Linked DNA regions of Homo sapiens: region 2 is linked to region 1. A link is a loop called in an ENCODE intact Hi-C map of the cell type or tissue named here. Cell type or tissue: endothelial cell of umbilical vein. All regions are shown on one strand.

The links. Hi-C counts contacts between places; a loop is a spot of excess contacts. Peaks named below come from ENCODE experiments on the same cell type or tissue, not always from the same donor. Only the 100,000 strongest peaks of a DNase experiment are listed, where the experiment ranks them.
Region 2: it touches region 1 in a loop (7-fold over the local background); 2 of 110 quality-filtered maps call a loop at or near these places.

Annotation. Positions count from the first base shown.
Region 1 is chr2:187,318,725-187,321,224 of GRCh38, reverse strand. All of the region lies in intron 2 of CALCRL-AS1 (CALCRL and TFPI antisense RNA 1), which reads right to left. Among named protein-coding and RNA genes, the nearest start is that of CALCRL, 130 kb to the left of the region's middle. In endothelial cell of umbilical vein, no CTCF peak of the experiment used is centred here; a DNase peak (open chromatin) is centred at 1,484; H3K27ac peaks cover 2,500 bases.
Region 2 is chr2:187,263,679-187,266,178 of GRCh38, reverse strand. All of the region lies in intron 2 of CALCRL-AS1 (CALCRL and TFPI antisense RNA 1), which reads right to left. Among named protein-coding and RNA genes, the nearest start is that of CALCRL, 180 kb to the left of the region's middle. RefSeq lists an enhancer at 1,797-2,480. In endothelial cell of umbilical vein, no CTCF peak of the experiment used is centred here; DNase peaks (open chromatin) are centred at 1,278, 1,718 and 1,908; H3K4me3 peaks cover 334 bases; H3K27ac peaks cover 2,500 bases.

The sequences.
Region 1 (2,500 bases):
GTTCTACAGGTCATTTCAAATTCTTTATTTCCTGGCATAAAAACAAAAATAAATATCTGCTGTATTCCTAAGCATTGAATTAAACATCAGAGTGTGTGGGTCAGTTTTTCTTTCTCTGGAGACACTGGTTCTCATGAAGAGTTTCTTCACTCAAAGGGTCCTCCCACTCCCTTTCACATAGAAACTGGGAAGTTCTCCTTTCTGCTTTCGTCTGACCTTCCAAATGTAGATATTATGTATGAAATACAGAAACTGACAGTAAATATGGCTTTCCCTCTTCTTTATCCTATAAAAATGCAGTGTTCTGTTCCACATTAGACGGATTTTCCCTGTCTTCCATCTTTCTTAAATTATCCATCGGCAGCTGTCTGTAGACATTTCTACAGCCCTAGAAAAAGCTAGAGAAGAAAACTCAGCACTCCGCATAACAAAAATACTGTGATTCTTGCTACTACTGATATTTTGCAGATACTGACACCCCAACAAGATAATCATGGGTTCTTCCTGTACCATAGTGTCTTTGTTTCTACACCTCCTCACTGTTGAAATCTGGCTCCCTGATAGCTGTAACATTTACAGAGGTTCACTCTCCTTTCTTCTACCTCTGCCTGCCCAGTTAGTTGTGTTACTTTCTTTGCTGTTTTACACTGCTGGCTTCTTCTATATTATGAAAGCTTGGCACATAGTAGGTGGTAAATAAATATTTGTTTCTCTTCCCTGTATTTGAAAAAATAAGGCAAATATAATCCTCAGTTAATAAATAATGAAATAGATAATTTGAAAATTTATGTCGATGTCACACTGTTACCAAATTATCAAGTTAAGACTAGGAAAATCAGTGTTCATATCAGATTATCAGGCTGCACATCCCAGCAAGAGATAACATAGTAAAATCAGTATAATAAAGCCCTTCAAAGAACCTCCTACTGCCCCTTGATAACCAGGGTTTGGGGAAAGAATCTGGCAAATGAAACAAGCTTCAAGATGAAAACATGGTTTAAAAATAATGGCTTCTGAAAGAAGGAATTGGCAAAAAATCCTATTATACAAAGTCTAATCTACAAAATATAGATCTCATCCTTTTCTGAAAGTCTATTATCTCTTCTGTCCCGTGATGAAAGTAGTCCATGCTTTTATACTCTGCTTCCTGTTTGAATAGTCTGTCTGCAGTAACTGAAATGGAATCCTTTTTTAAAAATTCTTTTCATTCAGCTGATTTGCCAGTCAGCTATCTCAAATAGTGGTCAGGTCTCATTGGCTCCCTGCCTCTTTGCAGCTATGGCCAGTAAGTCCAGGAGACAGAACCAGAAATATGGAACTGAGTGGGAGTCATGACACTGAACTGTGCTCCATGACCTTGGTTTGTTTTTGTGATCTTTGAATATCCGTTTCCTCAAATGGAGTTGGCATAACAACATGAAGAGAGGACCTGAAAACTAACTGGTTCTAAATGGTTCTAAAGAATCAAAAGTTATCAATTAATACATAAAATGACAAGTAGACAATTGCAAAGCATGTGGAAAGAAATTTAAAAGTATAATGAATACAAATGTATGATGAGTCAGGAAAATGTGGAGCATTGTGAGTAATTTCCAGTAAACTATTAGATCAGCTCCGCTTTAATTGTCACAGGTGTTAGGTTATGAGGTGTCCTGGGGGAGAACAATTTATTCTATGGTTTCCAGAACACATTTGATTCATATCCTGTCTCCTATGTTTTACAATGTACCATATTTATCAGGTTACAAGATAAGCATTTTTTTTTCCTAGATGAATTGAGAATGACCCATCTTGCAAGGGTCCTTTTCCCCTAGGAGTTTATGGACAAAATTCAAGGGAACCATAAACTTGAATGCAAAAGAAAATCTTTATTTTTATTAACTGCTGGCTGAAATGTACTTTCTCTTTTCATTATAAATGTGGCCATAAATCACGATATTATTTGTAATATCTGTGAATATGTCACCAGTATAAATCATATGTATAGTCATATCACTTTGTGATTGTTGCAGTAATCTAAAAATAACTTTATTCGTTACCAATATTTCAAAGCTATGACAGTAATTAGACCTGCACAGATCTTGTTAGTTAAATGTGTTTATAAAGAAGGACATGTATTATTGTATCACAAATTTGTTTTTAATATGTGGATAACTGAATTTCCATATAGTCTATTTCCTAAGTAATCTACGTATTTCATTTTGGATTTTTAAAAACACTATTCTGAGAAAATATCCATGAGCTTTACCATACTACCAAAGAGATTCAGGATACACAACACATTGAAGAGCTCAGTTCAGAAGTGCAGTGATTCTCAAAGTTGAGCATGCAACTTTGAGAATGTGTAGCTCCAGAATCTCCTGGAGATCTTGTTAAAACACTAGTTACTGAGTCCACCCCATAGTTACTCATTCAGCTAGTCTGGGGAACCTGAGAACTTGCATTTCAAACAAGTTCCCAGGTGATGCTGATGCTGATGCACCTGGACCAGGGTCAACAC
Region 2 (2,500 bases), 55 kb after region 1:
TGCCCTTGAGGTTCATCTGTGTAATACCATGTTGTCAAAACTTTCTTCCTTTTGAAGGCTGAATAATTCTTCCTTGTGTGTGTATATCTCATTTTGCTTGTTCATTCATGTCAATTGCAACCCACTCTTGGGTTGCTTCCATCTTTTGACTATTGTGAATAATGCCGCTATGCACATAGGTGCACAGATACCTGTTTGAGCCCCTGATTTCAATTCTTTTGAGTATATACCCACAAATGGAATTGCTGAATCATGTAGGAATTATATTTTTAATTTTTTGAGGCACACCATTCTGTTTTCCACAGTGGCTGCACCATTTTACATTCCCACTAATACTGAAAAAGGGTTAAAATTTCTCCACATCCTCCCCATCACTTGTTTTGTTTTTACAATGGCAGCCATCCTAACAGGTTTGAGGTGGTGTCTCAATGTAGTTTTGATTTGCATTTCCCTTATGATTCATGATGTTGAACATCTTTTTGTCTGCATTTTTCATTCGTTGGAGAGATATAAAATAAAAAGTCCTTTACCAAGTTAAAAAAAAAAGGTCATGTTTACTTCATGGTGCTTTGTATGATTTTCTTTCAATCATCACTGATGATACTTAAAGATAAATTATTATTTGTAGTCTCCAGTATGTTGCTTATACTTTCCAATTTTTAAAACATTTAAAACAGCTAGATTTAATGACCTATCCTAAGTTTTTTTGTTTTTTGTTTTTTTTTTTTAACAGAGCAACTCATTCAATCTATTTACACCAGTTTTTTTCTTCCTCTTGTTAACTTCATAATTTCTTACTGACATTGACCTCTCTCACACAATACTTTTATACTCTACTTTCTTATTTATAATGTTTATGCTGTTATAAAATGTGTCTATTGTCAACGCTTGTAAAACATATTTTATCTACATGTCAAAAAATAACTCTTGCCTATTTCACACAAAGAATATTTTTGTATGGCATTGAAATTAAGTTCTCATATATTCTCAAGCTTGACTAGGGAATTGTTTCTTCCCATTTAACTTCTTGAACTTATAGTATGATGTGAACCTTAATTTACTGAAGTATATATTAAAAATTAGGAAAAACAGCTCTATTACATTCTTACGAATGTTATCAGAAATGTCATCACTGAAACTTCAGGAAAGAAAGTGACAGATGATAAAGGCCTACTGATATAATCCCCACTCACTATTTCCACTCACACCCCTTCTCTCTCTCTTCAGCTCTCCTATTTCCCACACCAATGTGCCCGTCCCCACTAGAAAAAAGGGAAGGCTTTCAGTGAAAGAAATGTAATGTAGCTAGCCATTGAAGGAACCAGGAAGACTCAGCCCTGCACTATCACAAGGAAACAAATGTGAGAAAAGATAAGAAAACTCAATGAGAATGCAATAGGAAGAACCAAAGAAAATTGTCTAAGCAACAGAACAGCACAAGAAAACATACTTAATAGGAGGAAACAGGCACAGTTCTTGAGCAGTGAATCATAAGAATTAGAGGCCATCTAGGTTTCTGATTTTGGAAATAATGTTTTATAGAGTAAAATCTAAAACAGAAAGCAATCATTATAAACAATTTTCTTCCCTCCAAAAACTTTTCACTGGGCACTCTGCGATGCTAATGCCGTAATTACTGCCTCTAACTCTGCACCTCATTCAGAAGTGCTACCGGCAGCACATGCCTTAAGTGAGCCTCAGAGTGTAGTTTTCCTTGCAGCCCTCCACCTCACCCCACAACAGAATAGTCACACTCTGAAGTTCCATAAACACAAGGCTGGGGAAATTGCCTCAGCAAAAAGTGCCTGCTCTCCAACCTACGCTGTCAGTCTAACAAATGGCCATGTTACAGCACCCTCGTTACATTATCCCTCTACCTGTGCTCAAACACTAACCCCTCATACATCCTCAACGATTTTGTTGCAATGAGTATCCTTCTTCTTCATGATTAATTCCTCTTTTCCTCTTTCTTATCTTTGTTTTTCTTTTCTTCTTTTTTTTTTTTGTGTGTGTGACTATTTCTTTTGGAACTGGATCAAGCAAAAAACAACTCCCTCAGTTTTATGATTTCCTATAACATATTCCCATCTGTTTCCGTTCCTCAAAGTTGAGCATCTTGAGCTTTCTACATGCATTGTCCCTTTTTCTTATTCAAATCTCCATGCATTGCCGTCCACCTTCTTCCCCATTACAAAGAAACTACTTTCACGCAAATTTCCAGTGACTGCCTGGATTCAAAGTGCAATGTACATATTTAATCACTCTTCTTTTCCTTCTCTACGACTTCTCTTTTCACTTCTCATGATGTCATTAAAAAATAGCATCTTGGAACACACCCAGCCCTTGATTTCCAAGACACTATTTTCTATTATTTGGGTTTTTTGTTGTTTTTCTACTTAATATTATCTTTGATTTGTTTTTCCCCAACATTCCTTAAAGACAAATGTTTTGCTCTTCTATCCTTAGTTTTTTTTCTGTTAATTATTTACATTCTCTCTGG